2 separate regions of the Homo sapiens genome follow, and region 2 is linked to region 1. A link is an interaction called in ENCODE POLR2A ChIA-PET data of the cell type or tissue named here. Cell type or tissue: PC-9. All regions are shown on one strand. Each heading gives the region's core, and the rest is flanking DNA. Links, peaks and the distances in the headings are about the cores only.

Region 1 (16,338 bases), core at 5,108-13,107:
GCCAGGGAAGTGCTGGGAATGCATTTGTAAATACATTTTTATTTACATTGCCCATTAGTGCTGCAACTTCTCTAGAGACGCCAGGGCTGCATCATTTTCCTGAGGTTTGCCAGCTTCTTGCAGTGATAACTATAGGTCTATCAACGTCTGTGCAGAGCATGGGTAGACTTTTTTTTTTTTTTTTTTGAGACAGGGTCTCGCTCTGTCGCCCAGGCTGGAGTGCAGTGGCACTATCTCCGCTCACCGCAACCTTCACCTCCCAGGTTCAAGCAGTTCTCCTGCCTCAGCCTTCCAAGTAGCTGGGATTACAGGTGTGTGCCACCACGCCCTGTTAATTTTTGTATTTTTAAGAGAGACTGGGTTTCACTGAAGAAGGAATTCATGAATTTTACAAGTATAATCAAAGACAACCGAAAATTTTTACTTTTTCCTTCAAAAGCTAAGTGTAGTGTAGCCACCTCCCCCCCGCCCCGCCCCCAGCCAAGTTAGAGAAGACCCCCGGCCAAGTTAGAGAAGAATACTAACTGCCTGCTTTTCCTTCTGTGCTCGGCGAGCCTTATCTGTACTTGCTAGTTTCACATTCCTTGAGGCTCAGCGAGTTCCTGCTTCCCCTCCCTAGGGCAGCTGCAAAGTTATAAGGTTGGTACAGAAACATGGTTTCCCAGGGATGTGGAACGTGTAGTATAGATAAATGTAAAAGACTGATCAACTGTCTTTGTTCTCGCTTCTGTAAGTACCCTTCCTGCATCACGTTGCTCCCGGCCACTGACTGCGTAAAACGTGGCTACTTTCTTTGTCTGGGGCTCAGACTTTCCTGGAGGCTAGTCCTACTGGGCCAAGTGACCACCTTTTAATAAAGACCTTTCCTGAACTCACTCTGTTCGGTCTCTCCCATCTTTTGATTGTCCCGCAACATCACCATGTTGGCCATGCTGGATGGGACGGCGTGCTGCATGGGCTGGGAAGATTATTTTTTCAAAGGAAAATCTTCAGCTGTATAAGTTATGAAAATGAAATGTACTGGCAGAATATAGAGGAAAAAAAAGAAAAAAATTGTGAGTTGAAAACTCACTTTTTTAGGCTGAGTACAGTGGCTCACACCTGTAATTCCAGCACTCTGGAAGGCTGAGGTGGGAGGATTGCTTGAGTCCCGGAGTTCGAGACCAGCCCAAGCAACATAGGGAGAATCTGTCTCAAGAAAGAAGGAAAGAGAGAGAAAAAGAAAGACAGAAAGAAAGAGAAAGAAAAAGAAAATAAGAAAGAAAGAAAGACAAGAAAGAAAAAAGAAAGAAAGAAAGAAAGAGGCTGGTGTGGTCGCTAGCGCCCGTAGTCCTGCGAGGCTGAGGTGGGAGGATCGCTTGAGCCCCGGAGGTTGAGGCTGCGGTGAGGCGTGATCGGTCCACTGCACTCCAGCCTGGGCGACACAGCGAGACTCCGTCTCAAAAAAAAAAAAAAAAAAAAAAAAGTCAAGGGAAAGAAAAAGAAATACTTCAATTAGAAACGGAAAGAGAAGCTTGTAAGAAGCTGACAGGAAAAGAGTTAGAGGCGCCATCTACTGGAGCAGCTGCAACTGCAAGACTCGGACAAGATGCTCTTATCTACAGGGATGGATGCTCTCGTCTACCGAGATGGATGCTCTCGTCTACAGAGATCTCCATTAACTCCCCAAATTCTTCAACAAACCACAGCTCAAAGAAACCGTTCTCTACCAACACCAACGTTCTTCCTTGCAAGTACTATCCTCAACTATTGCAGGACACCTCAACCTCTGGAAGACCACAGCAAAGGACTGTTGCATAAATATCTTACCAAGATATTCCAGCTCTTTTACTATTGGAGTGTTAGGCAATGCGTCTTCATTATCTGGGGCCAGCTTTAAGAGGACCAATTCCCTCTTTTGAAAATGAGGTTCTCTGGGAATCAATGGCCAATGTTTATTATGAAATAATAAACTGGTCCACAGCCCAGACAGGCTGTGTGTGTCAGCAGCAGCCCTTATATGACATAGCTCTGAAGGAAGAATTGAAATCAATGCTTTGTTTTTGTTTGTTCGGTTTGGCTTTTTTTTTTTTTTTTGACACATCTAAAGTTTATTTCTTAACTCTTGCAAGAAAAACCCAGACCTCAGGCTCCAAGACTTGCAAAGACTGGTTTTGAGAGGCAGGCAATGACAGAAGTGAAGTCAATTTGTTCCTTACCATTAGGTTCTCCCACTGGAGAACCATCTCTGGGAACACAGTGATGACAGGGTCTGGAGAGGTTCCATAGTGAATCCATGCATTCTGCTCTGAGTCTACAACACCGACCCAAAACGTTTTTCTTTTCTAAAATCATTCCCTGAGATGTACTCTATCGTGTGAAAATACTACAACAACTTCTAGGAATGTCTAGTGAACTGAAAACTAAATAACATTTTCATATTGAAGATCAGTAGAGCAAAACGGAAATCCAGTTTTAGTAACATTGTCTAGGAAAGCCAAGATGAATGAGTAAATGCCAAAGACTCAGGGAAATAGGGAATAACACTTTATGGTATATCCCAAGCTGAGGTAGTGATGGATAGTTAGCCAGTTGTTTATCTGATCGTTTTCTTTTTTCCTTTTTTTTTTTTTGTGAGACAGAGTCTCACTCTGTCACTCAGGCTGGAGTGCAGTAGCGCGACCTTGGCTCACTGCAACCTCCGCCACCCAGGTTCAAGCGATTCTCTCATCTCAGCTTCCTGAGTAGCTGGGATTACAGGTGCGCGCCACACCACACCCAGCTAATTTTTATATTTTTAGTAGAGATGGAGTTTCATCATGTTGGCTAGGCTAGTCTCAAACTCCTGACCTCAGGTGATCTGCCCCGCTCAGCCTCCCAAAGTGCTGGAATTACAGGTGTGAGCCACCGTGCCTGGTCTAGAATTCTGATTTTTAAATTATTGAATAACACAGAAACTTGACATCTGAAAAAATGTTTTGTTTTTGTTTTGATTTTTTAGCTTTAAAAAACTGAAATAGTTCCTTAATGTCAGTTTCTGGGAACTCACTGAAAGGATCACTTCCAATCAACTCTCCTTTCAATGACTGTCAGTAGTCATTTTTTATATAACCTAGGAGGTATCAGAGGTGGCCTTTATTTCAGCCCAAGATGCAAGGCTTTAAAATTCTTTTTTGAGGCCAGGTGCCATGGCTTATGCCTGTAATCCCAGCATGTTGACAGGCCAAGGCAGAAGTTCTGCTTGAGGCCAAGAGGTCGAGACCAGCCTGGGTAATACAGTGAGACCCTGTCTCTACAAAAAATGAAATTAAAATTAAAAAAATTAGCCAGGCGGCTGGGCACGGTGGTTCACGCCTGTAATCCCAGCACTTTGGGAGGCCAAGGCAGGCAGATCACCTGAGGTCAGGAGTTCGAGACCAGCCTGGCCAATGTGGCAAAAAAACCCATCTCTACTAAAAATACAAAAATTAGCCAGGCATGGTGGCATGCACCTGTAACTCCAGCTACCCAGGAGGCTGAGGCAGGAGTATCACTTAAACCCAGGAGATGGAGGTTGCAGTGAGCCGAGATTGTGCCACTGTACTCCAGCCTGGGAAACAGAGTGAGACTCTACCTCAAAAAAAAAAAAAAAAAAAATTAGCCAGGCATGGGTGTGCACACTTGTGGGCCCAGCTACTCGGGAGGCTGAGGCAGGAGGATCATTTGAACCCAGGAGTTCCAGGTTGCAGTGAGCCTTGATCATGCTACCGTACTCCAGCCTGGGTGACAGGCTGTCTCAGAAAAACCCAAAAAATTTTGCTTAAACAACAAAAATTTATTGTCTCCCAGTTCTGGAGGCTAAAGTCTGAGATCAAGGTGTCAACAGGGTTGGTTCCTTAGGAGGGGTGTGAGGGAGAATCTATTTCATATCTCTCATCTAGCTTCTGTAGTTTACTGGCAGTTTCTGGCATATCTTGGCTTATAAAATGACTAATCCTTGCAATTTTGCTTCAGTTGTGATTCTGGAAGATTTGGCATTTAGATCAGATATAAAGCTTTCCTTTTAAAATTCCTAACCTACTTTAACTTCAACATTTGGAATGTTGGAAAGAAAAAAGAACCAGAATAATTGCATCACTTATTATTTACTTGAATTACTAAAACATTTTCAAGAACCTTTTGTCTAGATGTCTTGGTAATGAAGAGATAGAAGATGCAAGTTCTTGGGCTCTTTGTGTCGGAGAGCATGCGGGGTCTAGAATTCCAAAGCCATGAACTGCTTTTAGATCCCTCAGTTCTTTTATGATGGAGAAGTTGTATTTGAATCTGCTAAGGCAAATTAAAGCAGTTAGTCATTTTTGCAAATTATTATTATTATTATTTTTGAAACGGAGTCTTGCTCTGTCGCCCAGGCTGGAGTGCACTGGCGCTATCTCAGCTCACTGCAAGCTCCACCTCCTGGGTTCATGCCATTCTCCTGCCTCAGCCTCCCTAGTAGGTGGACTACAGGCGCCCGCCACCATGCCTGGCTAATTTTTTTTTTGTATTTTTAGTAGAGACAGGCTTTTACCGTGTTAGCCAGGATGGTCTCGATCTCCTGACCTCATGATCCGCCCACCTCAGCCTCCCAAAGTGCTGGGATTATAGGTGTGAGCCACCAAGCGCCTGGCCCATTTTTGCAAATTATTAATTATTGCTTACCATTATAGTCTCCAAAATACTAGGTGTATGGTGTTATCTTTCCACCACTGGTGAAAACAACCCATGGTCTAGGCACTTTGGAGTAGCACCCACCAGCTGTGTGAAGGTCAAATGGATCTTAAAGAGTTGTGCAGTGGGACTGAAAGAGGAGAGTCACTATTTCAGAGATAACCAAATGTTAAAAAAAAGAGGTGAGATATTTTAATATTTGTTGTTTAAAAGTTTTATCTTGATAGTATTACACAATTATACAATACATACATACGTAATGTAATATGCATGTACAGTTTAAAAATAACAATAATAAGGCCAGGTGCAGTGGCTCACACATGTAATCCCAGCACTTTGGGAGGCCAAGGTTGGGGACGATCGCTTGAGGCCAGTAGTTCGAGACCAGCCTAGGTAACACAGTGAGACTCTGTCTCTACAAAATATTAAAAATTAGCCAGGTGTGGTGGTATGCACCCATATTCTCAGCTACTCAAGAGGCTCAAATGGGTGAATCACTTGAGCCCAAGAGTTCCAGACAGGCCTGGGAAACATGGCAAAACCCTGTCTCTACCAAAAATGCAAAAATTAGCTGGGTGTGCTGGTGTGTGCTGCGGTCCCAGCTACTCAGGAGGCTGAAGTGGGAGGATCACTTGAACCTGGGAGGTCGAGAGTACAGTGAGCCATGATCGTGCCACTGCAATCCAGCCTGGGCAACAGAGCAGGACCTTGTCTCCGAAAAAAAAAAGAAAGAAAGAAAGAAAGAAAAAAACAGCAATGCTGTATATACACCACCCAGCTTGAGAAATAGAACATTACCAGCCCCTTTGTTTCTTTTTTAAAAAATGATTTTTAATTATTTTAATTTTTTTTTCCTACCCTCTTGGCAGGTGGCAGATTACTAGCACCTTTGATGCTTCCTGTGTGTCCCTTCCTGGAGGCATCCTCCCACCAAAAAGATAACTACTTTGGCCGGGCACAGTGGCTCACGCCTGTAATCTCAGCACTTTGTGAGGATGAGGCAGGCAGACCACGAGGTCAGGAGTTTGAGACCAGCCTCACCAATATGGTGAAACCCTGTCTCTACTAAAAAAAAAAAAAATACAAAAAATTAGCCAGGCGTGGTGGCGGGCGCCTATAATCCCAGCTACTCGGGAGGCTGAGGCAGGAGAATCGCTTGAACCTGGGAGGCGGAGGTTGCAGTGAGCCAAGATCCCGCCACTGCACTCCAGCCAGGGAGACAGAGTGAGACTCCATTTCCAAAAAAAAAAAAGGTAACTACTTTTTGTTTGTTTGTTTGTTTGTTTGTTTGAGACGGAGTCACACTCTGTCGCCCCCGGCTGGAGTGCAGTGGCGCGATCTCGGCTCACTGCAAACTCCGCCTCCCGGGTTCATGCGATTCTCCTGCCTCAGCCTCCCGAGAAGCTGGGATTGCGGTGCATGTCACCACGCCTGGCTAATTTTTTGTATTTGTAGTAGAGACGGGGTTTCACCGTGTTAGCCAAGATGGTCTCGATCTCCTGACCTCGTGATCCACCTGCCTTGGCCTCCCAAAGTGCTGGGATTACAGGCGTGAGCCACCGTGTCTGGCAAAGATAACAACTTTTCTGAATTTCATGTTAATCATTCTCTTGTTTTTCTTACCAAATATACATATTTATACATATTTGTAGTCTTAAATATGTTTTGTCTGTTTTTTAATTTTATATAATGTATTCATTTTATATAACGTATTCATCTGTAACTTCTGTCACTGGACACTGTTTTATCCGTATAATTCGTTCATTTTCACTGCTGATTAGTTTGCAATTATCTGAACATACAATTAGGTATCCATTCTCTTATTGATGGATATTTTTGTTATCTCCAGTCTTTTGCTGCAAGAACACTGCTGTGACTGTTTTTATATGTCTCTTGGGGCACATGTACAAGTGTTTCTGTAGGTAGATAGCTAGAAGTAGAGTCATTGGTTATGTGTGTGTTCAACTTTAGTAGGCAATTCTTAACTGTTTTCACCTAGTTAATGGTTGACAAAAATGTTGCAGTTTTGAAAACGTGGACAAGCTTCAAATGAAAAGAAGAGGATGACAGAGGACTTGGAGGGGAAGAAAACAAAAATCATAATCATAGACAATATTGTTCACCATGTACAAGACAGTGTTCTAAGCAGAATGAGTGCCTTTGGTGATGATACCTCGTCAGGACCACAGTAAACTTACCCAACTAAAAACTGGTCACATTCCATGGCTGTTCTGCTTCTGTCTTTGGTTTTCAATAATCCTATGTTCTAGAATATGTGAGTCTTGAGGATCAATCATCCAAACCTCGAAAAGGCTTTGAAATCAGTCCATTTTCTCTAAAGTCTTTGGAAGCAAGATTGACTCAAGCAAGTCTAGGTCATCCGTGAAAAGATACAGACATTCAGGGAAACCCATGGTTCCAACCCTGACTGGAAACAATGCCAACTTTGAAAAATGCAGCTGCTGGACCAGCTGCATTTTCAGTTGCTGCATTCAGCTGCCTCAGCCTCTCACATGACTGGACAGAATGAAAATTGGTATAATCTTTTTGGAGGGCAGTTTCCTATTACCTATTTATATTTAAAGCCATTGACCCCATAATTACACTAAAAAACTGTCCTGTAGAAACTATGCTACAAGTGTGGAAGGGTATATAAGGATGTTTACTATGGCCTGAGAATAGTGAAAAACTGCAAACACCTAAAATTCCAGCAACAGAAGATAGATTGTAGTACAATGGAACACAATGCAGCTATAAAAAAAAAAATCGGCTGGGCGCGGTGGCTCACGCTTGTAATCCCAGCACTTTGGGAGGCCGAGGCGGGCGGATCACGAGGTCAGGAGATCGAGACCACGGTGAAACCCCGTCTCTACTAAAAAAAAAAAAAAAAAAAAATTAGCCGGGGGTGGTGGCGGGCGCCTGTAGTCCCACCTACTCCGAGAGGCTGAGGCAGGAGAATGGCGTGAACCCGGGAGGCGGAGCTTGCCGTGAGCTGAGATCGCGCCACTGCACTCCAGACTGGGGCGACAGAGCGAGACTCCGTCTCAAAAAAAAAAAAAAAAAAAAAATCAAGGCTGGGCACCGTGGCTCACGCCTGTAATCCCAGCACTTTGGGAGACTGAGGCGGGCAGATCACGAGGTCAGGAGTTGGAGACCAGCCTGGCCAATATGGTGAAACCCCGTCTGTACTAAAAATACAAAAAAAAAATTAGCCGGGCGTGGCGGCGTGTGCCTGTAGTCCCAGCTACTCCGGAGGCTGAGGCAGGAGAATTGCTTGAACCCAGGAGGCGGAAGTTGCAGTGAGCCAAGATTGCGCCACTGCACTCCAGCCTGGGTGGCAGAGACTCCGTCGCAAAAAAAAAAAAAAAAAAAATCCAAAAAATCAAGTTACAGAACAATTTGCATGGCATGATCTCATTTTTATTTTTATTAAAGGAAATACATATAGATTTTTGTATCTATGAATAGAAAACAGGCAGGAGAACCCTTTATTTTTATCATTATTTTCCCCCCTCCCCATTACCGCTAGAGGGTCTTGACTGCAAGTTGTCCAGGTTCTTGGCATTTTGAACAAAGAATAGGACAAAATGCACAGCAACGCAAGGAAAGAATGAAGCAACGAAAGGAACGAAATGAAGGCAGGGATTTATTGAAAATGAAAGTACACTCCACAGTGTGGCAGTGGGCCAAGCAGTGGCTCAAGGGCCCCCAATACAGAATCTTCTCGGGTCCAAATAGCCCCTAGAGGTTTCCCGTTGGCCACTTGGTGTTCACCTCATGGTTGCAAAGGCAACCAATCAGAGGCTAAACTGAAGTTACAAAGTTGCACTTCTATGCAAAGGAAGACTTGGCCAGCAATCAGTTTGATTGGTTGCAGACAACAACCAATCGGAGGCTGAAGTGATGTTACAAAGGTCACAGTCCCATGGAAACATCTGATCGATTGCAAAAAGCAACCAATCAGAGGTACTTTCAATTTCCCATCTGCGGGGCAGAAAAGTTGGGGGTTTGCAAAGGGAGTAACCTCTGGTCCTTTTGTTATTAGGAGTGGACAGTTAGGGCTTTCCTATCAATTTAGTTCTAGGAAGTCAGTGTGAAATGGCCTTAGGTTCCCTGCCTCCAGACCTTGTTCTGCCTCACCCCCACCCCTTTGGGACCCCTTAGTTATTAATAGTGGTTACCTCCAGAGCAGGGGTGAGGGAAGGGGGCTATAATAAAAGTTTTAAAAGGATACTTTTTTTTTTTTTCTGTAGAGCCAGAGTCTTGCTCTCTCGCCCAGGCTGGAGTGCAGTGGCGCGATCTCGGCTCACTGCAACCTCTGCCTCCCGGATTCAAGCAATTCTCCTGCCTCAGCCTCCTGAGTAGCTGGGACAACAGGCGCACGCTGCCACGCCCAGCTAATTTATTTTGTATTTTAGTAGATACAGGGTTTCACCGTGTTGCCCAAGCTAGTCTGGAACTCCTGAGCTCAGGCGATCTGCCCGCCTTGGCCTCCCAAAGTGCTAGGATTATAGGCATGAGCCACTGCACCCAGCCAAAAGGATACCATTTTATAAGGATAAAAAACACATTCAAGAACAGCCAACTGTTCAGCATAGCAAAGGACAACTAGATTCAACCTGGGCTCCTTATAGGTAGTACTTTTGTCACAGGTTTTGTATTAACATTCCAGTGAGAGGTGAAGTCAGCAGGACTTCCTGGGTCAGTGGGGACTTGGAGAACTTTTCTGTCTAGCTAGAAGATTGTAAACACACCTATCAGCCCTCTGTAAAAATGCACCAATCAGCGCTCTGTGTCTAGCTAAAGGATTGTGAATGCACCAATCAGCACTCTGTAAAAATGCACCAATCAGCCCTCTGTGTCTAGCTAAAGTATTGTAAATGCACCAATCAGCACTCTGTAAAATGGACCAATCAGCACTCTGTAAAATGGACCAATCGGCAAGACATGGGCAGGGACAAATAAGGGAATAAAAGCTGGCCACCCCCACCCCCTCCAAAAGCCAGCAGCAGCAATCCACTGGGGTCCCCTTCCATGCTGTGGAAGCTGTATTCTTTCGCTCTTCACAATAAGTCTTGCTGCTGCTCACTCTTTGGGTCCGTGCCACCTTTGAGAGCTGTAACACTCACCCGAAGGTCTGTGGCTTCATTCTTGAAGTTAGGGAGACCAAGAACCCACCCGAAGGAACGGACACACTAGCACCTAGCACAGCATTTAATTAACACAGAGAGACCAATTGCTTGATTAGTATGTGCAAGATAGAAGAACACACATGCACACACACACACACACACACCCTGCTTTTTAGGCATCTGCAGACTAGTGGAGTAATTGTAGTTAGGAACTCTTGTTTTGTGTAGAGATCCTTTGAAGCAATGGCACCCAATAGAACTTTGCTAGGTGATGGAACTATTCTATGTCTGTGCTGTCCAATATGGTGGTCACTAGACCAAGTGGCTTTGAACACTGGGAATGGGGCAAATACAGCAGAAAAACTGCATTTTGTTTCATTTTTATTTTTATTTATTTTGAGACGGAGTCTCACTCTGTCCCCAGGCTGGAGTGCAGTGGCACGATCTCAGCTCACTGCAACCTCTGTCTCCCGGGTTCAAGCAATTCTCTGCCACAACCTCCCGAGTAGCTGGGATTACAGGCACCTGCCACCACGCCCAGCTAATTTTTGTATTTTTAGTAGAGACCAGATTTCATCCTCTTGGCCAGGCTGGTCTTGAACTCCTGACCTTGTGATCCACCCGCCTCGGCCTCCCAAAGTGCTGGGATTACAGGCGTGAGGCTCCGCACCTGGCTTATTTTTATTTTTATTTTTTTTGAGACAGAGTCTTGCTCTGTAGCCCAGGCTGGAGTGCAGTGGCACGATCTCAGCTTACGGCAACCTCTGCCTCCTGGGTTCCAGAGATTTGCCTGCCTCAGCCTCCCAAGTAGCTGGGATTACAGGCACCCGCCACCATGCCCAGTGAATTTTTTGTATTTTTAGTAGAGACAGGGTTTCACCATGTTGCCTATGCTGGTTTCGAACTCCTGAGCTGAGGCATTCCACCTGCCTCAGTCTCCTAAAGTGCTGCGATTACAGGCATGTGTCACCATGCCCGGCCTGCATTTTATTTTATGAGACAGAGTCTCACTCAGTTGCCCAGACTGGAGTGCAGTGGCACGATCTCAGCTCACTGCAACCTCCACCTCCTGGCTTCAAGTGATTCTCCTGCCTCAGCCTCCTGAGTAGCTGGGATTACAGGCACATGCAACCATGGCTGGCTAATTTTTGTATTTTTCATAGAGACAGGGTTTTACCATATTGGCCAGGCTGGTCTCGAACTCCAAGACTCAAGTGATCCACCCGCCTCGGCTTCCCATGCATTTTAAATTTTATTTAATTTTAATTAAATAGCCATATGTTGCTAGCATTGGACAACGCAGCTTTAAAAGATCTGTTGAGAAATTAATATATAGACTCTCCTCAGAAAAGTATACACATATACCAAATTTTACATAAAATTTCAAGAGATCCAGGGATCCTCTCAAGCCCATCCATGTGTCTCTAGCTCAAGAACCTCTGAAATAATGAGAATAGGATAAACAGCACTAGAGAGGGTAAAATTCAGAACTTAAGAGGTGAGATGGAAAATGGGCAAATGCTAATGCTCCCATTCAGAACCCTGGGATCCTGGAAGGAATCACACTAGGTGTGCCTCCCTCCTTCTCCTGTCACACAGAACATTTACCACATTGTTTACTGTTTACTTTCCCACATTGTGCTGGACATTCGGACTGTATACTTCATAAGAGTGGAGACCTTATCTGTCTTACTCACCATTATATACCCAGAGCCTAGTGTGAATCCAGCACATAGTTGGCTCTCAAATATCTGCCATATGAATTCATTTTATTGGATATCTCATTCTTCCCAGTCCTAGGACCCCACAGCTCCTGAGTTATGGAGGGTCTCAGTGATAAGGAGAGTTGGCTGGCTCATGGAATGGAGATAGGGTTTTCTTGAAGCTGAGCAAATACTCAGATTCATGAGAATCCCCTATCACTGGTGTGATATACAAGCCACTGAAAGGCTTCAATAGGCCAGGTGCGGTGGCCGGCGCCTGTAATCCCAACACTTTGGGAGGCCGAGGTGGGCGGATCACCTGAGGTCGGGAGTTTGAGACCAGCCTGACCAACATGGTGAAACCCTGTCTCTACTAAAAATACAAAAATTAGCTGGGCGTGGTGTGCACCTGTAGTCCCAGCTACTCGGGAGACTGAGGCAGGAGAATTGCTTGAACTCGGGAGGCGGAGGTTGCGGTGAGCTGAGATTGCGCCACTGCACTCCAGCCTGGTAACAGAGCAAGACTCCGTCTCAAATTTAAAAAAAAAAAGGCTTCAATAGTAAGTGATAGGGAGACATATACTAGAGCCCCAGGGTTAAACGCTCTCCTTGGGTGTCTCCTCCTCTGTCTTTTCGAGTTCTAGAATATGACCACCTTCTCTCAAATTGTCCCTCTATCTGGAATCCTCTTATATCTCTAGTAGGCAAATTCTAACTCACTGTTAAATGCCTCTTTCTCTGGGAAATCTATGCTAGTACTTCCAGACAGAATTATATCATATTTCCACTGGTTCCCTTTGTACTTGCACATTTCATCATGTGTGTTCTAACAGGGCAGGGGCCAGCCATTCATCTCTGTATCCCAGCAATAAATAATGTTTGGCATATAGTAGGTGGTTAACGACCAATATGAACCACTAAAAGAATATAAACACAATTGCTTTCCCCGCCTACACTACTTCTGCTCCATATGTTCTGGTCAAAGGCAATGGATTCGGTATGAATAAGCCTTTGTTATTCACCATGAAGTTACCTGAAAACAAAAATCCATGGTTCTCTTTATGAGTACTCCAACGAAATAGGAAATACATGACAGGTGTACAACAGAAGGAACAGGAAAGAAAAGGTTTCTGCCTGAGCAGAAGTCAAAGGGCTGTCCAGGCAGAAATGCAGGGCAAGAAACAAGCAGAAATGCAGGGCAAGGGCCAGGCGCGGTGGCTCAGGCCTGTAATCCCAGCAATTTGGGAGGCCAAGGTGGGTGGATCAGCTGAGGTCAGGAGTTCAAGACCAGCCTGGCCAACATTGGGAAACCCAGTCTCTACTAAAAAACACAAAAATTAGCTGGATGTGGTGGTGGGCGCCTGTAATCCCAGCTACTCAGGAGGCTGAGGCAGAAGAATTGCTTGAATCCAGGAGACGGAGGTTGTAGTGAGCCGACACAGTGCCACTGCACTCCAGGCTTTGCGACAGAGCGAGACTCTGTCTCAAAAAGAGAAAAAAGGCCGGGCGCAGTGGCTCACGCCTGTAATCCCAGCACTTTGGGAGGCCAAGGCAGGCAGATCACGAGGTCAGGAGATCGAGACCATCCTGGCTAACACGGTGAAACCCTGTCTCTACTAAAAATACAAAAAATTAGCTGGGCGCAGTAGCAGGCACCTGTAGTCCCAGCTACTCGGGAGGCTGAGGCAGGAGAATGGCATGAACCCAGGAGGCAGAGCTTGCAGTGAGCCAAGATCACGCCACTGCACTCTGGCCTGGGTGAAAGAGCGAGACTCCACCTCAAAAAAAAAAAAAAAAAAGAAAAGAAAAAGAAAAAAAAATGCAGGGCAAGAACATCCTCAGTATGGTAAAGGGCATTTATGAAAAGCCCAGAGGTAACATCACACACAATGGTGAAAGACTGAAAACTATCCGCCTAAGATAAGGAGCAAGACAAGGAGACCCACTTTCCCTATGCTATTTCTATTCAACATTGTACTGGAAGTTCTATCCATAGCAATTAGACAAGAAAAAGAAACAAAAGGTATCCAAATGGGGAAGGAAGAAGTAACATTATCTCTATTTGCAGATGACATGGATTATATATATATATATAAATATAATATATAGTATAATTTGTGTATTAGATAATATATATCCCTAAAGAATCCACAAAAAAAGCTAATAAATTCAGCAGAATTGCAGAGTACAAAATCAACATACGTAAGTCAGTCATATTTTTTTTTTTTTTTTGAGACGGTGTCTCACTCTGTCACCCAGGCTGGAGTGCAGTGGCACCATCTTGGCTCACTGCAACCTCTGCCTCCTGGGTTCAAGTGTTACTCCTGCCTCAGCCTCCCAAGTAGCTGGGACTACAGGCGCATGCCACCACACCCGGCTAATTTTTGTAGTTTTAGTAAAGGTGAAGTTTCGCCATGTTGGCCAGGCTGGTCTCAAACTCCTGACCTCAGGTGATCCATCCCCCGACTGGCCTCCCAGAGTACTGGGATTACAGGCATGAGCCACCGCCCCCAGCCAAAAATCGGTCATATTTCTATAGACTACCAATGAATAAATAATTAAACATGAAATTAAGAAAACAATTCTGGCCGGGCATGGTGGCTCACGCCTATAATCCCAGCACTTTGGGTGGCCAAGGTGGGTGGATCACTTGAGGTCCGGAGATCAAGACCAGCCTGGCCAACGTGGTGAAACCCCATCTCTATTAAAAATACAAAAATTAGCCAGGTGTGGTGGCGTGTGCCTGTAGTCCCAGCTACTCGGGAGGCTGAGGAAGGAGAAATGCTTGAGCCCGGGAGGTGGAGGTTGCAGTGAGCCGAGATTGTGCCACCACACTCCAGCCTGGGCGACAGAATGAGATTCTGTCTCAAAAAAATAAAATAAAATAAAATAAAATAAAATAAAATAAAATAAAATAAAATAAAATAAATAAAAACAAAAAACAGACAAATGGGACTGTATTAAACTTTAAAACTTCTGTGCATCAAAGAACACAATCAAGAAAGTGAAAAGGCAACCTATGGAATAAGAGAAAATATGTGCTAAGCATGTATCTGATAATGAGTTAATACCTAGAATACATAAAGGGCTCCTGCAGCTCAACAACAAAAAAATCAAATATGGTTGGCCCTCCATGTCCATAGATTCTGAATCTGTGGACTCAACAAATCCTAGATTGAAAACATTTGGAAAAAAAAATGGATGGTTGCATCTGTACTGAACATGTACAGACTTTTTTTCCTTATTATTCCCTAAACAGCACAGTATAACAGCTATTTATATAGCATTTACTATGTATAGTAAGTAAACTAGAGATGATTTAAAGTGTACGAGAGGACGTTTATATGCAAATAATATGTCATTTTATATGAGACTTAAGCATCTGTGAATTTTGGTATCTTGGGATGAAGGTGGAGGTATCCTAGAACCAATCATGCATGGATACTGAAAGACAATTGTAAATCAAAAAATGAGCAAAGAACTTGGATAGACATTTCTCCAAAGATGATATAAAAATTGCCAACAAGCATATGAAAAGATGTTCTCAGTAATCATCAGAGAAATGTACATTAAAACCACAATGAGATATAATCTCACATCCATTAGGATGGACACTATCAAAAAATGAAAAAAATGACACGTGTTAGTGAGGATGTGAAGAAATCGGACCCTTGTGCAGTTTGTAGGATTGTAAAATGCTGCAACCACTATGAAAAACAGTATGGAGGCTCTTCCAAAAATATAAATTAGTATTACCATATACCCAACTATTCCTCTTCTGGAATTTCCTCCCATCCTGTAGGCTGTCTTTTCACTTTTTTGATAGTGTCTTTTGATTCGCAAAAGTCCTTATTTTGATAAAGTGCAATTTATTTATTTTGTATTTCATTGATTATTATTTTGGTGTTGTATCTAAGAACCCATTGCCAAATTTAAGGTCTTGAAGATTTACCCCAATATTTTCTTCTAAGACTTTTCCTGGGCTCAACTAATCCTTTTGCCTCAGCCTTCCGAGTACCTAGGGCTACAGGCGTACATCATCGCACGCAGCTGATTTATTTATTTATTGTAGAGATAAGGTCTTGCTATGTTGCCCAGGGTGTTCTCAAACTTCTGGCCTCAAGGGATCCTCCTGCCTCGGCCTCCCAAAGTGTTGGGATTGTAGGTGTAAGCCATTGTCCTTGGCCTATTTTCAGTTAATTTTTGTGTATGAGGTAGGGGTCTAACTTTTTTCTTTTTTATGTGAATACCCAGTTTTCCCAGCACGAACTGTTTAAGAAAAAACACATTTGTTTAAGACTATTCTCTCCCCACTGAACAGTCTTAGCACTTTTGTCAAAAACCAATTGACCTTAGATGGATGGGTTTATTTCTTGACTCTTGATTTTATTCCATCACTCTATGTCTATTCTTATACTAATGCCACAGTTTTGATTTGCATTCCCTGATAACTAATAATGTTCAGCTTTTTTTTTTTTCATATGTTAGCTGGTCATTTGTATATCTTCTTTGGAAAAATGTCTATTCCAATCCTTTGCCCATTTTTAAGTTGGGCTGTTAGTCTTTTTGCTAAGACTCTCACATCCAGAATATATAAAGAACACTTACACTCCACAACAAAAAGACTAACAACCCAGAATGAGATGCCACTTCACTCCTACTAGGATGACTATAATCAAAACAAAACAAATGTTGGTGAAGATGTAGAGAAATTGAAACCCTATGCTTGCTGGTGGCAATATAAAATGGTTCAGCTGCTGTGGAAAAGTTTGGTGGATTCTCAAACATTTAAACATAGAATTACCATATGACCCAGCAATTCCACTGTGAGGTAT
Region 2 (16,338 bases), core at 3,772-11,771, 250 kb after region 1:
AAACCATGGGGTCCCAGCTCAGCCTTCCTCACTGGCTCTCAACTCCACCCCACCCCTCTATTCAGGCAGGGGGACATGGCTCTGGAGTGAAGTGGGGTGGGGCGTGCCATGAGCTGTGTTTCTACAGGTGGGATATGAAGGAAGACAAGGAGGAGCTGGAAGGTCAGGAGGTAGGTACTTGGGTATAGGATGGGGCAGGCTGGGGACGCGAGCCCTGGATTCATCAGCCACCGGGGCTATTCTCTTGTTTCAGGGAAGCCAAAGCACCAGAGAGACTCCCAGTGAGGAGGAGCAAGCCCAGAAGCAGAGCGGGATGGAGCAGGGCCGACTGGGGAGCGCCCCTGCAGCCAGCCCAGCCCTGGCATCCCCAGAGGGGCCGAAGGGGGAGTCAGTGGCTTCCACAGCCAGCTCAGTCCCCTGCTCTCCACAGGAGCCTGACTTGGCTCCTCTTGACCTCTCCCTAGGAGGGGCTGGCATCCCTGGGCCCAGGGAGAGCGGGTGTGTGCTCGGTCTGAGGCCTGGGGCCCAGGAGAGCCCTGTGTCTTGGCCAGAGGGCTCTAAGCAGCAGCCCCTGGGGTGGAGCAATCACCAGGCTGAGCTGGAAGTACAGACTTGCCCTGAGCCACAGAGAGGAGCAGGGCTCCCAGAGCCCGGAGAAGACAGGTCTGGCAAGTCTGGGGCCCAGCAGGGCCTGGCCCCGAGAAGCCGGCCCACGAGAGGAGGCAGCCAAAGGTCGAGAGGCACAGCAGGTGTGAGGCGCAGGACAGGGCGCCCTGGCCCGGCAGGAAGATGCTGAACACAGCTCCTGGGAGCTGGGGAGTCCCCGGGGAGAGGAAAAGGGAATCACTCTGTTAAAGGCCCTCCGCGTGATGGCCATGTGGTTGCCGGTGGCTTGCGCCATTGTCACTGAGCAGTGTGGCAAACTCTCCAGCATGGCGACCTTGTGAGGGCAAGGAGTGGCCTCCCTGCACCTCACACGCTCATCTCTGTGCACATGTGTGTTTTCACGCACGGGCACAGCCCCTGGTGTATTCCTGTACTAGTATCTGGCATCTGAGGCTGGTGCACCCTGACCTGGGCCTACTGCTGCCCAGGCCACAAGCCTTCTCCACTATGATGAGAGAACAAGGCTTGGTGGCACCCAGCACCTGGCTCTCCTGGCTCCCCGTCACCCCCCCAGGGCCTGGCCTCCCTCTCCAGCTGCAGGCTTTCACCTCTTGCCTGGGCTGGATTCCCCCAGTCCCAGATTCCCAGGATGCCCAACCAGGGGAATCCCAGTAACCATGCGCCAGCCTCCTGCCTCTCCTGAGTGGTGGCTGAGGCCTGGAGGAGGAGAGGCCACACAGCTGGCAGGGTCTGGCCTGGGCAAAGAAGAGTAGAGCTCACGTCTTCTTGGTGAAAAGGAGGATCTCTGGAAAGTCCTCCTCTCTGAAATGGGTTGGGATGGGGAGCGACAACCTCCTCTTCCCACAGCAGGATGGGAGAGCTTACTCCCAGGCCCCCACACCCAGGTCAGACATCACGTGCACCCTGAATGTAGGCAAGGGCCTGGCCCTGCAGCCCAGGGTCATTTCCTGCTCTTTCCACTTCCTCTTTCCCCACCGTCCTGCACTAGCACCAGGGCCAGGCCAAGGCAAGAATCAGACAGCTACTCCACAGACAGAGAAACAACTTCCAGCTAAGTATGACATCAGGACTTGTCTTTCCTACTAAGCCTCCATCCCCGCCCCTCCCCTGAGGCCCACGTCTGCTGAATTATCCGGACTCCGCACAAGCTGTGGCTTCCTCTCAGTTCAACAAACATTTCCTGAGCACCCACTACCAGTAATCCAGCCGGTAGGCGACGGAGACTGCCAGCAGGAGGGAGGGAAGAAAGCCAGTCATCCGGCAGATCTGGGCTGTTCTGGGCGGGAGCTGTTCTGGGCCACAGGTGCCCTACAGGGCTGGGGGCAGGATGGCGGTAGGAGCCCCAGGGGACCCTCCCACCTCTGCCTGGCAGAAGCAAGTGCCCTTCTTTCTTGTTATGTGTGCCTTCTGCTCCTGAGCCCTAGTGTGGACCTCACCGCATGGTCCCCTCTGCCCCCTCCTTCTGGTCCTGCCATGGCTGCTGCTCTCTGCTGAAGGCTGTGGGGCTCTAGGGAGAGTCCAGATCACCCTGGGATTTCTCCACTGCCCAATGTGAAGCCTAAACTGTGGGGTCCCAGCTCAGCCTTCCTCACTGGCTCTCAACTCCACCCCACCCCTCTATTCAGGAAGGTGAGGGGCATCTCTTTAGCAGACCAGACTGTTTTGAGAAGTGTCTCTCATACTTTAACTGAAGAGTCATGCAGATTCTAATGGTCTGGGGAGGGCCTGAGAGTTCGTCTTTTTTTTTTTTTTTTTTTTTTAGTTAGGGTCCTGCTGTTATCACCTAGGCTGGAGTGCAGTGGCACAATCATGGCTCACTGCAGCCTCGAACCCTCCAGGCTCAGGCGATCCTCTCACATCAACCTCTTGAGTAGCCGGGACTACAGGTGTGCCACCACACCTGGCTAATTTTTGTATTTTTTGTAGAGGCAGGGTTTCACCATGTTGCCCAGGCTGGTCTCCAACTCCTGGGCTCAAGCAATCTGCTCGCCTTGGCCTCCTAAACTGCTGGGATTACAGGCATGAGCCACCACACCTGGCCGAGAATTCGTATTTCTAAGAGGCTTCAGGTGAAGCCCATGCTGGTTCCTGGACCATGGTTTTGAGTAGTTAAGGGTTTGGACTAGAATATATGAAGGGCTGGGGGTGAAGACAGACTCTAGACTCTAAAGGTTGGTGGCTGGCTATGTAGGGGATGGGGGAGTGCTACCCCTGTCAGGTGGTGGGGGCTTCCTGGCTGCAGAGTTGGGTGGGAGACTTGGGGAAGATGCTTTGGAAGGCAGTGAGTGGGTGGTGTCAACTTCTAGTAGTGCAGTGGGAGAGCTGGTCAGGGATGGGATGGAGTGAAGGGGGCAGAGGCATTTGGTGTGGGGTTGATCAGAGGAATTTTGGAAAGGCTTGGAAACATTCCTATGTATGTGAGACACACCTATGCCAGGGCAAAGACTCCAAGCTCAAGTTTTTCTCTTGCCTTCTAGTCACAAGAACATGGCTTTGGAGTGTGACACTGGCCTAGGAATCCATGACTCCCAAAGGACGGGGCTAGGGGTAGAGGAGGTTCAGGCAAAGCCCTTAGATTTTGGAGACATCAGGCAGATGTCTCCAAAAATGATTGTGATCAAGAATCTGAATTATAAGATTCACAGTCTGCTCCCCAACCCAGTGCTGCCAACTGTACAGCTGCGCCTCCACGAAGGGGCATATGCCAGGCTCGTCTGACCCTGGAATGAGGATGTAGGAAGCAGGCAGAGCTCGGGTTCAGCCCTCACAATGGGACTGAAGCAGGAGAGAAGGCTGGGCAGAAGGGCTGTGGGGAAGTAGGGCTTGTCTCCATGGATGACGTCCAGAAGGATGTCAGGAGGAGGAATATCACAGGAGTTATAGACATTGGAGGGAACAGAGACTGGCACAGGACCTCTTCATTGCAGGAAGATGGTAGTGTAGGCAGGTAACATTGAGCTCTTTTCAAAAAAGGAGAGCTCTTCTTCAAGATAAGGAAGTGGTAGTTATGGTGGTAACCCCCGGCTATCAGTCCGGATGGTTGCCACCCCTCCTGCTGTAGGATGGAAGCAGCCATGGAGTGGGAGGGAGGCGCAATAAGACACCCCTCCACAGAGCTTGGCATCATGGGAAGCTGGTTCTACCTCTTCCTGGCTCCTTTGTTTAAAGGCCTGGCTGGGAGCCTTCCTTTTGGGTGTCTTTCTCTTCTCCAACCAACAGAAAAGACTGCTCTTCAAAGGTGGAGGGTCTTCATGAAACACAGCTGCCAGGAGCCCAGGCACAGGGCTGGGGGCCTGGAAAAAGGAGGGCACACAGGAGGAGGGAGGAGCTGGTAGGGAGATGCTGGCTTTACCTAAGGTCTCGAAACAAGGAGGGCAGAATAGGCAGAGGCCTCTCCGTCCCAGGCCCATTTTTGACAGATGGCGGGACGGAAATGCAATAGACCAGCCTGCAAGAAAGACATGTGTTTTGATGACAGGCAGTGTGGCCGGGTGGAACAAGCACAGGCCTTGGAATCCAATGGACTGAATCAGAACCCTAGGCCTGCCATCTGTCAGCCGGGTGACCTGGGTCAATTTTAGCCTCTAAAAGCCTCAGTCTCCTTATCTGCAAAATGAGGCTTGTGATACCTGTTTTGAAGGGTTGCTGAGAAAATTAAAGATAAGGGTATCCAAAATAGTCTACGGCCATACCACCCTGAACGTGCCTAATCTCGTAAGCTAAGCAGGGTCAGGCCTGGTTAGTACCTGGATGGGGAGAGTATGGAAAACATACCTGCCCGCAGTTGGAGTTGGACTCTGTCTTAACAGTAGCGTGGCACACAGAAGGCACTCAGTAAATACTTGTTGAATAAATGAAGTAGCGATTTGGTGTGATCTCTGTCTACTTTGTTTTCTATCTTTTCCTTACCTTCTCTTCTAGCCTCATCTTTGCTGGAGGGGCGGGGGGTGGGGGCACTCAATGCACTTTCAGAGAAACAAGGAACCGTCTGTAAAGATTATCCGGCCCACCAGGTGAGCTTCCTTCAGTCCCATGGGGGTCCAGTGGAGTCTCAGCCTCGAGCAGTGCCCCTGCTTTACCAAGGAGTGTTCTTTGACCTCCCCTACTGGCTCCATCACACTTACCCCCCTTCACCCTGCACGCTGCGCTGCGCTTGCAGCTCACAGGGGTTCCTCCTCTCTTCTGTCTACCTCAATAGCAATCTCACACTCACATCACAGTTTTCTGCTTATTTTCCCCAGAAACAAACCCCCTTGAGGAGTTTGCTCTGTGTGTCCCAGAGTTGTTTTGTCACCCAAAGGAGCAGCATGACTAGCGTTTGCTATGGTCAAGGGACAGGAACTGGGGATCCTTGGAAGCAGGAGAGCTTAGCTTATCTAACAAGGCACAAGTTTGGAAGGTTGCACCACAGTCACCTCCAGCCCCGACCCTGTCAGGGACGAGAACAACAGGAAAAGATCGCACTCACCCCCCAAAACAAGAAGGAACTGTCAAAAATCCTAATACAGCCACATTTTCTTATTTTAGGGACTAAATCAAGGGGAGGGGCCAAGGGAATAGAACTAGACACCATGTCACTTCCATCTTGAGTCACTTATCCATGTCCACACACCCCACACACATCTCTGAGCAAGGGTTATCAGGGCTCATGAGGAAGGGTTGACAGGGGTTGACCACAACCCCACCAAAGTGGGAGAACTCAAGGCTGGGAGAGGGAAGGAGAGCAGCCAGCAGAAAGCATGGACTGCAGCTGCTTTCTCTCAAGTCTGCTGGGCCTTACGTCACAGCTGCTCATTAAGCACCCACTTGACGCCGGGGAAGTGAAATAGCACAGACCTGGCACCAGAAAGAACAAATGTGGCACCCACTGCTCCTTTTAAGGACTGGCTCAAGAAGCAGCAGGCCTCAGGGCAGGAGGTGAGGCAAACACAGCAGTACCTTCGCGGGAGAGGGAGGGGACTCGTTCAGGGCTGCCTCCTTTTTAACAAGCTCTCCAGGGCAAGTTCTGTGGCAACTGTCAAAAATAATGGACAATGCAGCCTTTTTCCCTTTTCTTATAAGCACTAGGGACACTATTTCCTCTTCCCCCAGCAGGACTGCTGTCTTTAACCAAGAGAAAGGGTCAAAAGGCACCTCGATGACCATCTGTCAAAACAGAAATACCCTACCCCTAAGTTACAGCATCAGAGGAAAAGGGTGGGCCAGTGGTTCTGACTTCAGTGTGCATCAGCATCACCTGGAAGGCTGGTTAAAACAGAATGCCGGGCTTCGCTTTCTGAATTTCTTCTTCAGTTGGTCTGGGATGCGGCCTAAGCTGTCATTGTTCTAACACATTCCCGGGTGACGCTGATGCTGCTAGTCTAGACACTGGTGTAATGTTTACCACCTACCCCTTCACATTTCTTTCTGTGCATCATATTGCCCAAGGGACAGACATTCCCTTGAAAATATATTACTTCATGTGTACACGTTGTACTTTTACTCCCAAGATCTCAAAGCCCTTTCATATCTATAACCTCCATTTGCTCTCAGGAATTCCCATTTGGTTAGCAGAAAAGAGAGAGGTCAAGGGCCTTAACTAATGCCATTGTTGAGTCCCCAGGCTTCCCATCTTCCAGTTCAGGGGTCCCTCCCAAGAACACACAGTCTCCCTGCCCAGGGCCTTGTGATGCCGTGAGCTGTCTATACCTCTAAGCCTGACTGCTGTGACTCTACACCATCCAGGATACCAGCAAGGAGCTGAGGGAGCAGGTGGGCCTCCAGGACACAAGTGTGGGGAGACCTCAACTAATGACTCTGAACACTGAGGTAGCAGAGAAAGGTATACGTATGTCAAAGGAAATCCTTGGTAATCAATGCAATTGCTTTTTTTTGGACAAGTTGGTTTTTGGAGTTTTGAGGCTTACTTAGCACACTGTAGACACCAAATAAAGACCTAAACTAAACTAAAGTTCTTGAATTAAAGGTAATGGTTTGTGGAAAATATCCCTAAGGATATTGGCTAAAATCTTATTGCTATTTAACTGATAAGCTATTGCAAAAACAGAATACTGAAGTTAAGAAAACAGGATAGTTTGACAAGGGGAGACTTGCGGGCATGACTGTAAATTCCTTGAGAGTGATTTTCTGGTCCTTTAGTGGTAGCTTAACAAATGTTTATAGAATTGAATGGGGCACAGGATCCAGTGAGGAGCACTGACCAGGTGGCTCCCATGCTGGGTATTTCTGCATTTAGGGTGGAAAGCCTGGTAGAGTCTAGGTGAGGGGTAAAGAGAAGTTTGTTTGCTTTTTCAGTTAGCTACTGGAGGGGACAAAAAGCATAACACAGGCTTTCTGGCAGCAGAAAACCACAGGCTATGTCAGCAAGTAAAACAGAGGTAACCAAAAAAACTGTCGACAGAGCAGATATTTTTATAGCTTAACATGAGGCTGCAGGGCTGGGACCTAGGAGACAATGAATGGATCACATATCCTATGGTGTGTCCGTTAAGCACCATATGGAATACCACTGTGGACTTGCGGCACCCGGAAAGAACAGGAAGGCCAAGGCCGAGTCCTTCAACTTGGAAATAAAAAAACTGAGGCTAGAGAGATCAGTGCAGCTATGATTTGCAGGGGTTTTCTTTAGCAACCCACCTCCTTGAACCAGATTATGGGCTGTGGATACGGGTATGCAAGTAGATTATGACAGGGACACCACAATGACACTAAGGCTGATTCCATCAGCACCCAGCACCCACTGGGTGCTGATCAACTCAGAGATCAACAAATTCTGAGTACCCACTGCCAGGCACTGAGTGAGTACTGGTCATGAGAAACAGGCAAAGCCACTGCAGTTTCTCCTTCCACTGAGGGAGATGGAAAACGAAAAGTATAGCTGTGGCCCTTTTGTTACTGAACTGAAATTCCAGAAATACCTCCATTCTCTGTAGACAGGAAAGAGAGGACAATTATTACCCCTTTTACATAGCTGTGGTAGTCCTAAAGCTTGTGACCTGACCTTTCAGCTCTCCTTAAAGAAACATGTAGAAACAAGTAGATGCTATGCATTCAGCATTTCAAGACAGGATATAAATACTCCACGAAAGAACACGCTATCTCAGAATTCCCCAGTGAAAACTGAAAAAACAAGGTAGACAGAAAAGCTTCCAAAACATGGTCTCATACCATGTGGAAATCTAGGGCTGTTAGGAAGAGAAATATTTCTTATGCTTAAAACCTCAGAGAAACACTTCATTGTACCTTAACATTAATGGGGAAAGTGAAGATACCCTCACAAACTCAGCCTAATGGGTTCCTTCCCTGATCCTCCACCCCCCAAAACTTCACTTTCAAAACAGGCTTATCTCTTTCTTCAAGTTCAGGCCGTCAGGGAATAAATGAATGCACACCGTTAACTTCTAATATAAGCAAACACCTAGAAAGGGTCCTGGTAGTCCCGGTGCAAAGCCTTTGAAGGAAAGTAACCCCCTCTGCACAGATCTCTCCTTCCTGGCTTAAAACTTGATGGACAATTTTGCAGCTGATTTCTAACCCTTGGAAATAAAGCTATTCAGACCACTGCTCCTCAGCCAACCAGGCCCTGTCTCGTCGGCTAGCAGGCTCCCACTGTACATATTGCTGTATGTGCCCAACATGTGAAGCCGCCGTGGGCAGCTGTAGAAGCCACATGTCACTGTCTGCAAAAAGGAGGGGCCGACCAAAAGAGCCTTGGAAACTCTTTCACTCCCCTTCTGCTCTACCTTACCAAGCCCTCTCTCAGAAAGCCATTGTGTAGGCTGAAGAGGGAAATAAAAGAAGGGCAGACTTTTTCCATGCCTCCCTGCAGACTACAAGGTAATGTAAAAGAACAGTAGCTACCCCCCAACGGCTCTGCTGAAGTGCAGGCCTCAGGGGGCCCCACCAACACTGGCTTCTCACTCCGGATTTGTACCGGGCAGTATTGTCTAATAATGAGCTGAGCTCAATTGCTTACCATATATTTTGCAGCATAACTAATCCCTTATATTTGTGCCTTTCACCCACATGTCTTTTTTGTTTGCTTGAAGGGAAGAAAAAAACCTCACCTTTGAAGCAACCTAAACCTCTCAGCCATTTACCTCCTCCATGGTAGACAAAGCTCTGACCAAGCACCACAGATGTACACTTGCCTTTCTGGTGTTAGCACTTCTTGAGTTATCTAGAGGCCAATGGTTGAAAGGTGAGGACAGTGATGCTATCAGGCAGCTTATCCTCACCTCAGTGCTTAGCCAGCTAAATGTTTGCAGTAAATCTTAATATTCATGCTTACTGGTCCCTTAGCTTTGTCAGCTAGGCATCTGCTCTGGTAAAGCACAACTTTTTCTCAGCCTGTTTAAGGTTGGCAAAAGGTGGCTGAGCTAGAGATCACTGTTCTTCCACCCCGGGATTGCTTCCCGACTAAGATGGATTCTGCCGCCCTTCGCTAATCAATTCATTCAAGCCATCAGGCACTGAGAACAGCAGGGCAATTGCTTTTTCCTCCTCAACCTATTCATCACCATCCATCCATCACACCTCAGACCACTTACTCTTCCAACCTCTACTCCGTCCCCACGAAGCACAGTAAGAGAAATGATCAACTTACACAGGCTTAGGCAGAGTTCTTAGGATGTATTTTTGTTCACCTGAAAAATAAAACTTTTTAAAAATATACAGGACTTTTTGAGTACAGGTATATCTTAAATGGCTGAATTATAAATAATGTCTCTGGTCATGTTCACAGCTAGGGCTGGAGCAAATGTCCCAATTCCAGTGAAGGCTTTGGAGAGTCAGGAGGCCAGCAGCTGGACCTATGAGTGGCCTCTCTAGACTCTCTGATCCATCCCAAAGAGGATTTAAACAGTCCAGAAAGCAGGGATCAGGAAGAGGACAGGGAAGTGGACTCCCAGATGTTCTACAAGTTCAAAGGATTCTTGGAATAAGAGATCAATTTACAAATTATTAAAATATAGGACTAAAAATTCACACAGTAAATATAAATTACAGGCTATTATTGAAGTTGTAAAGTGGCATTTTATGTTTCTTCCCCATCTCACACCAAAAATGTAAAGGCCTCATAGGCTTCCCAATGACTGAAGTCCTAGTCAGCTGCTAAGAAATCTGCTCTAGCCAAGAGACCCTGGAGGTGTTACCAGCCTGCTGGTAGGCTGTGACAGCTCAGTTGCTATTATCGTGCCCACAACAGGACATGGCTTAAAGCAAGGCTGTTGTCCTGTAAACTTGGATCAGAGCTAACTAGAGTATAGGCCAGAAAACTGGAGAGACAAACTGTTTCAGGACTCAGGTGGGTAAGTTGTCTTTTAAAAAAAAAAATAGTGCCTCATTTCCCAAAATGGAAACACTAAGGGATTTGATATCTCATCACTACCCACACTCAATTGCCTAAAAGCAAATGGCAGAAGGAAATGGAATCCAAATTGAGGAAGTCTAGTTCTTGCTACCCCAGAGCTACATGTATGTCATTTCTCTTGATGTTTCTCATCTCCTTTATACAATTACAGGCTGCATTTAAGTAGGGCTTATCGGGAAAAGTAAAGACAGCCAATTCAACCTTCCCTCGGCTGGTCTATTAGCTGGTTCTCAAAGCACAATCCTGAGTGTGAAGCCCACCTTCCAGCCTTTCTGATTCTGTAGAATAACTCAAAACCAGAGGATGTGTAATCAAAGCTCTGGTGTTACAACAGATTTCATCCCAAATCGCCGGGCTTTGTCACTACAGGCTCAGGAAAGAGGGAAGGCAAAAGTGATTGCCGGAACAAGACAACATTTTGAGGAGCAGGAAAAAAAAAAAGATAAAAACACTTGCCACTCTACTTACAAAAGCTTGCTCTTCCTAAAAGAATTCTGTGAGGGGAAGGCCAGGATTGAAGCACAGCAGCATTGCTCTTTCCCTTCCTTCCTCCCTGGCCCATATCCAGATACTGAGGGCTGCAACAAGAAGCCTCTTTGGTGGGGGCACTAGGATGGAAAGAAGAGGGGATGAGTACATTCCCCACCCTCCCTAAATTGTTTCTACTTCTCCTAAGGCTTTCCACAGCCATGTCAACAGTCTAAGAATGATTATACTCTTTTGTGAAAGAACGTCATAAACTTATATTTCAGAAACAGGAGGGGAACAGGAGAAAGTGAGTGATTTAAGAAGCCGTGTTTGTGCCCTTCTGGCCAGGTGTACTTTTTGGGGGACAGCAAATAGCCCTTGCTTGACCCCTTCAGTCAGTAGCTACCCAGGGTGTGGGAGGATATACATAGAATTCTATGTGATTATAGCTTCTAGTGCATATGTCAACAACTATATACAGGGATCTAGAAATTTAATGCATCTCTGGCCACTGCAACTAGGTTGACGTACCTGAGCTCCACTACTTTTGGTGCCCTCCTCCTTTCGAGAGCTTCAGCTTACTTAAAAAGAGCCCCTACAGCTCCATCCTTCCCCTGAGTCTTGGGGGAAAGCCCCAGTCACCCCTGCATGTAGGATACACCAGAGCGAGCGGCGCAGAAGGGTTTGGTGCCGGGATCTCCCCACCCCTCCCCCCATCCCCCTACGGCTCAGGGCCCTGGTGCAGCACGGTCCTGGGCAGCAAACCCCCAGCCCCCCGGCGAATCGTGGTCCCTTGGCTGAAGATCTGGCTGCGGGCCTCCCGCTCCGGGGCCAGCCGGCGATGGTGGGAGTGTGAGGGGCGTTCACTCTCGTGGGGGTCACTCCCGCGGGCTCTCCACCCCATCCTGCTGCGAAGTCCTGCCTCTGGGCTTGGGGAGAATGGTTCCCGGCGGCCCCCAGCGCGGAGGGCTTCAACGACTCCCGGGCGCCGCCGCCGTTTCCTCTTCGTCCTCGTCCGGCCCCCGAGGCCGCTCGAGCGGCCCGGCCGGGGGGCTGTCCGCAGGGGGCTCCGGAGGCGCCGGTCGCGCCGCCTGCAGTGGGGGAACGTCGCGCGGCGCCTCGCGGCGGGACGACCCAGTGGTGTTGGGCCCCGCCGCCGCCGCCCCCGAAGTCCCAGACGGGCCAGTGGCGTTGGAGCCGCCGGGGGGCGGGCCAGCGGCTCCCCCCGAGGTCCCGGCGCCCACCGGCTGCCAGATGAGGCTGTAGTAGACGGCGAGCACGATGGCGGCCAGCGACACGGAGAGCACGTAGGCGAACACGGTGGCGAGCCGGACCCACTTCTTGTTGGTCTTGGCCGCCATCTTCGCCTTCTTGTCCCCGGTGTAGGTGGCCGGCTTGCCCCGCTCGGCCGGGGCCGCGTCGCGCTCCTTCATGGGGGGGCCCCGGCCTTTGCCCCGGTGCTCCACGGCCCCGGCTGGAGGGGGCCTGGCGGCCTGCAAGGACTGGGCAGGGGGCGGCCCGGCGCCCTCGGTTCCCGGCGGCCCCGCGCTCCGCCGCCGCTCCTCACGCCGCCCGCCCGCAGCCCGCCACCGCGTTGCTGCAGCCGCCGCCGGGGCCTGGACCAGTCACCGCCGCCAGCGCCGCCGCCGCCGCCGGCCCGTCAGCTGCTTCCCCGCCGCCGCCACAGCCACAGCCGCCACAGCCGCCACAGCCGCCCGGCTCCGCGTCCCCATCCGCCGCCACGCCGCCGCGCGCTCCGCCGCCGCCTGCCCGGCCGCCGGCCGCCTGGTCTCCAGTGGCCGCGCGGACCGCGCGCTCCGCTCCAGCCCGGCTCCCCCGCCTCGCGCGCCGGCAACAGGGGGCGGGGAGAGCGCTGCTGGGGGCTGCCCCTTAAAAGGGCGACGCCGGGGTCCGGAAGTGCCGCGAGGGGAGGCGGCGGCTGCCGGGAGCCGCGAGCCCCGCCGGGACGCCCCGTTAAGAGAGAGTTAAGGGAGGCTGGCTCTTAAACGGGCGACGTCACCGCGACCCCTGGTGGGCTGGCGCGGCGTAGAGTGGAGCCCCGGGCACTTCTTTAAAAGGGGGAACGGCGTTGTGCGAGGCGGAGTGCGGAGCTAGAAGGGGGCGGTCGGAGCGCGAGCTGTCAACTCTGGCGCCTCCCCGCTCCGCCCCGAGGCTCCGAAGTGACAGGTGGAATAGCAGCCTGGGCTTCGGACTCCAGGCCTAGGTTTATCCTCTGGGAGGGGACGGTAAGAGGGATAGGGAAGATACCACGTTCCAGCTCTCAGCTTGCTCCCCGCACCGCGTACCCCCTGGGTGGGTCTCCCAGGCCCATTCACAGCTAAAGAACCTGGTTGACGCCAGGGGTAGGCGGTTCTGGCACCTGGAGCGCTCACTGGGGCCGCAGCTGGTTGTGTTCCTTCCACCCAGTCCAGGCTGGGCTTCGGAGCTCTACTGAAGTCGTCGCAATTGCGTACCCCAGCCCGCCTCACCCCGCCAACCCTGAGCCTCCGGGACAGAGCCACGGACTGAGCTGTTCTCCAGACTCGCTTGCCACCTTAGTCCCAAAGTTCGCCGCAGGTCGCTGGTCCCGCTTTTTGGGTCTTCCAATTCCTGGTTTTGGCCTGGATTTGGACCCAAGGAGCTGCACTGAACCTGAGGAGTTTAACTCTCAGGACTCCTAGAGCGTTTTCACTCTCAGATCCCCTCCAGACCTCAAGGCTTGGGCGGTTGTCCCCTCCCCACTTTCCCATGTGAGGTTTGTCTTCTTTGGCTCCAGGCCAGGCGCCAGGCAGTGGGCTCTGTGCCTGGTCTTTGGACCCCCTAGGTGCTAACAACCCTTCATGCTCAGACTCTCCCTTGCGGCTTTACTTGTGCCCTCCCCCTCCTTCCGCTCTCTGCTCTCCCTGCCTTCTCTCCTCCCCATTCCCTCTCTATAAGGCTTTCCAGAATTCTGGTTCCCTCCTCCTTGGATGCTACTTCCTGTGTTCCCAGAACTGGGCATATGGACTGCCTGGGTGTCTGAATGAGTGAGGGAGACTTGTCTGGGCGTGTGTTGGGGAACAGAACTGTGGTTCTGATGGGGTTCTGTGGGTGAACCCTCCCTCAAGCCCCTGCAAGTGTGAGCCTGACCTGGCTTCTACCCTGTGGGGCAGGATCCCCTCTGCCCTTCTCACTTCCCCCCCTCCTCCAGGAATCTTTGGCTTCCAGAGGACCCCCCTTACACACACACACACACACACACACACACACACACACACACACGAGGAAGCCCTCCCAAAACAGCTGCCTTGCCCACCTCAGCAGCACAGAAGTCAAGTGGCTACCAGAACTGAGTGTGCTAGTGGACTGCTGGAACCACAGGCCTCTAACCCAGCCTCAGTCTCATTCCTGATCCAGGCCCAGGTGTGGGGCTGCCACTAGTAATGGCTAGCCAGATGCTATTTCAAGGAAAAAGCTGTTTTTTTTACTTTCTGAGAAATTTCAAGGATATTGGTAGTGTGGAGTGTTTATGGCCTTTTGTGGGTTGATGGGGAAGAAATAACTCACTCCTCCACCCTGCTCCTAGGTCAGCCAGGGCAGCCTGTTGACTTAAAATTCCTGAATTGTCGCCGGGTGCGGTGGCTCACGCCTATAATCCCAGCTTTGGGAGGCCGAGGCGGGCGGATCACGAGGTCAGGAGATTGAGACCATCCTGGCTAACATGGTGAAACCCCGTCTCTACTAAAAATACAAAAAAATTAGCAGGGCGTGTTGGCAGGTGCCTGTAGTCCCAGCTACTCGTAGTCCCAGCTACTCGGGAGGCTGAGGCAGGAGAATGGCGTGAACCCGGGAGGCGGAGCTTGCAGTGAGCCAAGATGGCGCCACTGCACTCCAGCCTGGGCAACAGAGCCAGACTCCGTCTCAAAAAAAAAAAAAAAAACAATTCTTGAATTGTCTCTGGAAGTTGTCCTCTCTTCTCTCCCCTGCTCTAGGGCCTTCCTGGCAGGACATATCATACAATTATTCCATGATGAATTATTCTTAAAGATTCCAGGTTGAGGCCAATACAAAGCTTCCTTCAGTCCCCTTTCGTGAATGCACTCCATATTGCTTCTCCATATTTCTGTTGCAAATTAAATGCCTTTCTTCTTGCTTGGTTCTTAGTGGAGTGGGAAAACAGCATGTCACTCTTCTGTACCAAAGAATAATATACTTGAAGCCTTTATTCAATTCCTCTCACTCTGTCTTTTCTAAACGAAACAGTGCCAGATTCTTTAACCTGTCATCAGTAATCCCTATTTATTGTCTGGATTTACATAGTGTCTTTTACCCCAGGAACTAAGAATGCTTTCAGATATAATTGAGCCTGATCTCCCCGGTGCCTGAGCCATTAAGAAACCATTAGTGTTCTCCTGTTGCAGAAAACTAAATGGCCCCCTAGTGGCCTGAAAGTGAATATGCCTCCCCCCACTAAGAACAGGCAGGGATCAGAGAAATCAGAGAATCAAGGCAGCTTGGGGACAGAATGGGCCCCAAAAGTCATCTTTTGTGAATACCCCTGTGGGCCCTAGAGCCTCCTCCACAAAATCCCTGGGGAGCACTCAGCAGCGTCAGCCCAAAGACCATCTGGGATGGTGGCATACCTTACTGTCTGCTCCCTGAGGCAGCCCTTTTTGGCTTTGGAAAGTTCTGACCAATTATGACAATAACAGTGCCCTTAGAATGTGCTAGGCACTATACCAAGCCTTTACATTCCTTGTCTTATTTGTCTCCCAATGACCTATCAGGTAGTACTGTTTATCTTCATTTCATAGATGAAGTCCCTGCCTCAGAAAGGGCCAGGAACTTGCTCAAGGTCACATAGTCCTAATGCCTTGGAATTCAAAAGCCCTGATGGAATTCAGACCTCTGACTCCAGGGCATTAAGCTCTTGATCCTGGTTCTGCTCTGTCTCATAGGCAAAGCTAGACTTTGTCTCTATAGTGGATATTGGGGGTTACTACCCGGGTCAGCCTCAGGAGGGAGGTGCTCATTCTTCCAATTGTCAGGAGTGTTGGCTATGATGGCTCAGCTGCAACTGTCACTGGGACTTGCCTTCTGACACCAAAGGAAGCTGCCTCTCTGTCCTGGCCTACAAGCCCAATACATAGAGCCAGATCACAATAAAGCCCAGTCAGAGATGTGCAGGGGCCCACTAGGGAAGAAGGCTAGACCATGAAGTAGTTGCGGAAGTAGCCAGTATATACTGGCAGGATCCAGGAGCGAATGTATAGGCTAGATCAAGGTGGGGTGTGGTGCCACACATTAAGTTGAACAAGGGATACTTCGTTGTTATAGGAGTATTCTCCTGTGAATCAGGATGTGATATCCTGACAAGGATCCTGGGAGACAGGAGGAAGGCAATGGCCACCAGAGTGTAATGGAAATGCCAGAACTACCACAGCAGAATGTGGAAGAAGGGTTCAAAAGCTCACAGAAATGGGTATATTCTATGTAAGGCCAGAAACCACTTAAGTTCTGCAGGAAGGCCCAGAGGATACTCTAGTTACCAAAGCAACAAGGAACACACTGGTGAGAGCGGTACCAGCATCCCTGAGAAGCTGAGTTTGGACTGTCCTCTGTAAGCCATGCCTGACAGCAAGAGGCCATTCCAGAACTGGCTCCAGATAGCAGTGGGGATGATAGGACCATGAAATCATAGAAGCTAGACAGCACAACTGTTGTAATAAGCAGCAAGTTGGAGTGGCAGTGGGGGCAGTCCTGGCCAGTAGAGGACCATGGTTGAAGATGGTTGATAGCATAGCATCCCTGGAGCAAGCTAGCTAGGCAGCCAGTAACAGTACTGCTCTATCTATACCAGTGATTCTCAAATGTTTTAGTTTCAGGATCCCTTT

Evidence for each region. ChIA-PET counts read pairs that join two places held together with the same protein. Peaks named below come from ENCODE experiments on the same cell type or tissue, not always from the same donor. Only the 100,000 strongest peaks of a DNase experiment are listed, where the experiment ranks them.
Region 2: POLR2A ChIA-PET joins it to region 1 with 5 read pairs; 2 of 35 experiments call an interaction of 5 or more read pairs at or near these places.

The regions. Positions count from the first base shown.
Region 1 is chr15:40,575,175-40,591,512 of GRCh38, reverse strand. No RefSeq gene overlaps it. Among named protein-coding and RNA genes, the nearest start is that of TRS-GCT4-2, 11 kb to the left of the region's middle. RefSeq lists an enhancer at 1,292-1,341. In PC-9, for the core only: no CTCF peak of the experiment used is centred there; a DNase peak (open chromatin) is centred at 8,472; H3K4me3 peaks cover 1,781 bases; H3K27ac peaks cover 672 bases.
Region 2 is chr15:40,319,616-40,335,953 of GRCh38, reverse strand. It overlaps INAFM2 (InaF motif containing 2), which reads right to left and starts at 12,262. Exons shown (of 1, transcript NM_001301268.2): 1 at 9,239-12,262. The coding sequence starts at 11,898. The coding sequence ends at 11,437. CCDC9B (coiled-coil domain containing 9B) reads left to right here. Exons shown (of 11, transcript NM_207380.3): 10 at 128-170; 11 at 254-4,502. The coding sequence ends at 796. LOC112268152 (a long non-coding RNA gene) reads left to right here and starts at 12,311. Exons shown (of 3, transcript XR_002957721.2): 1 at 12,311-12,711. It also overlaps the pseudogene RNA5SP392. RefSeq lists enhancers at 1,652-1,946, 14,585-15,102 and silencers at 11,555-11,784, 11,795-11,874, 12,205-12,574. In PC-9, for the core only: no CTCF peak of the experiment used is centred there; no DNase peak of the experiment used is centred there; H3K4me3 peaks cover 1,246 bases.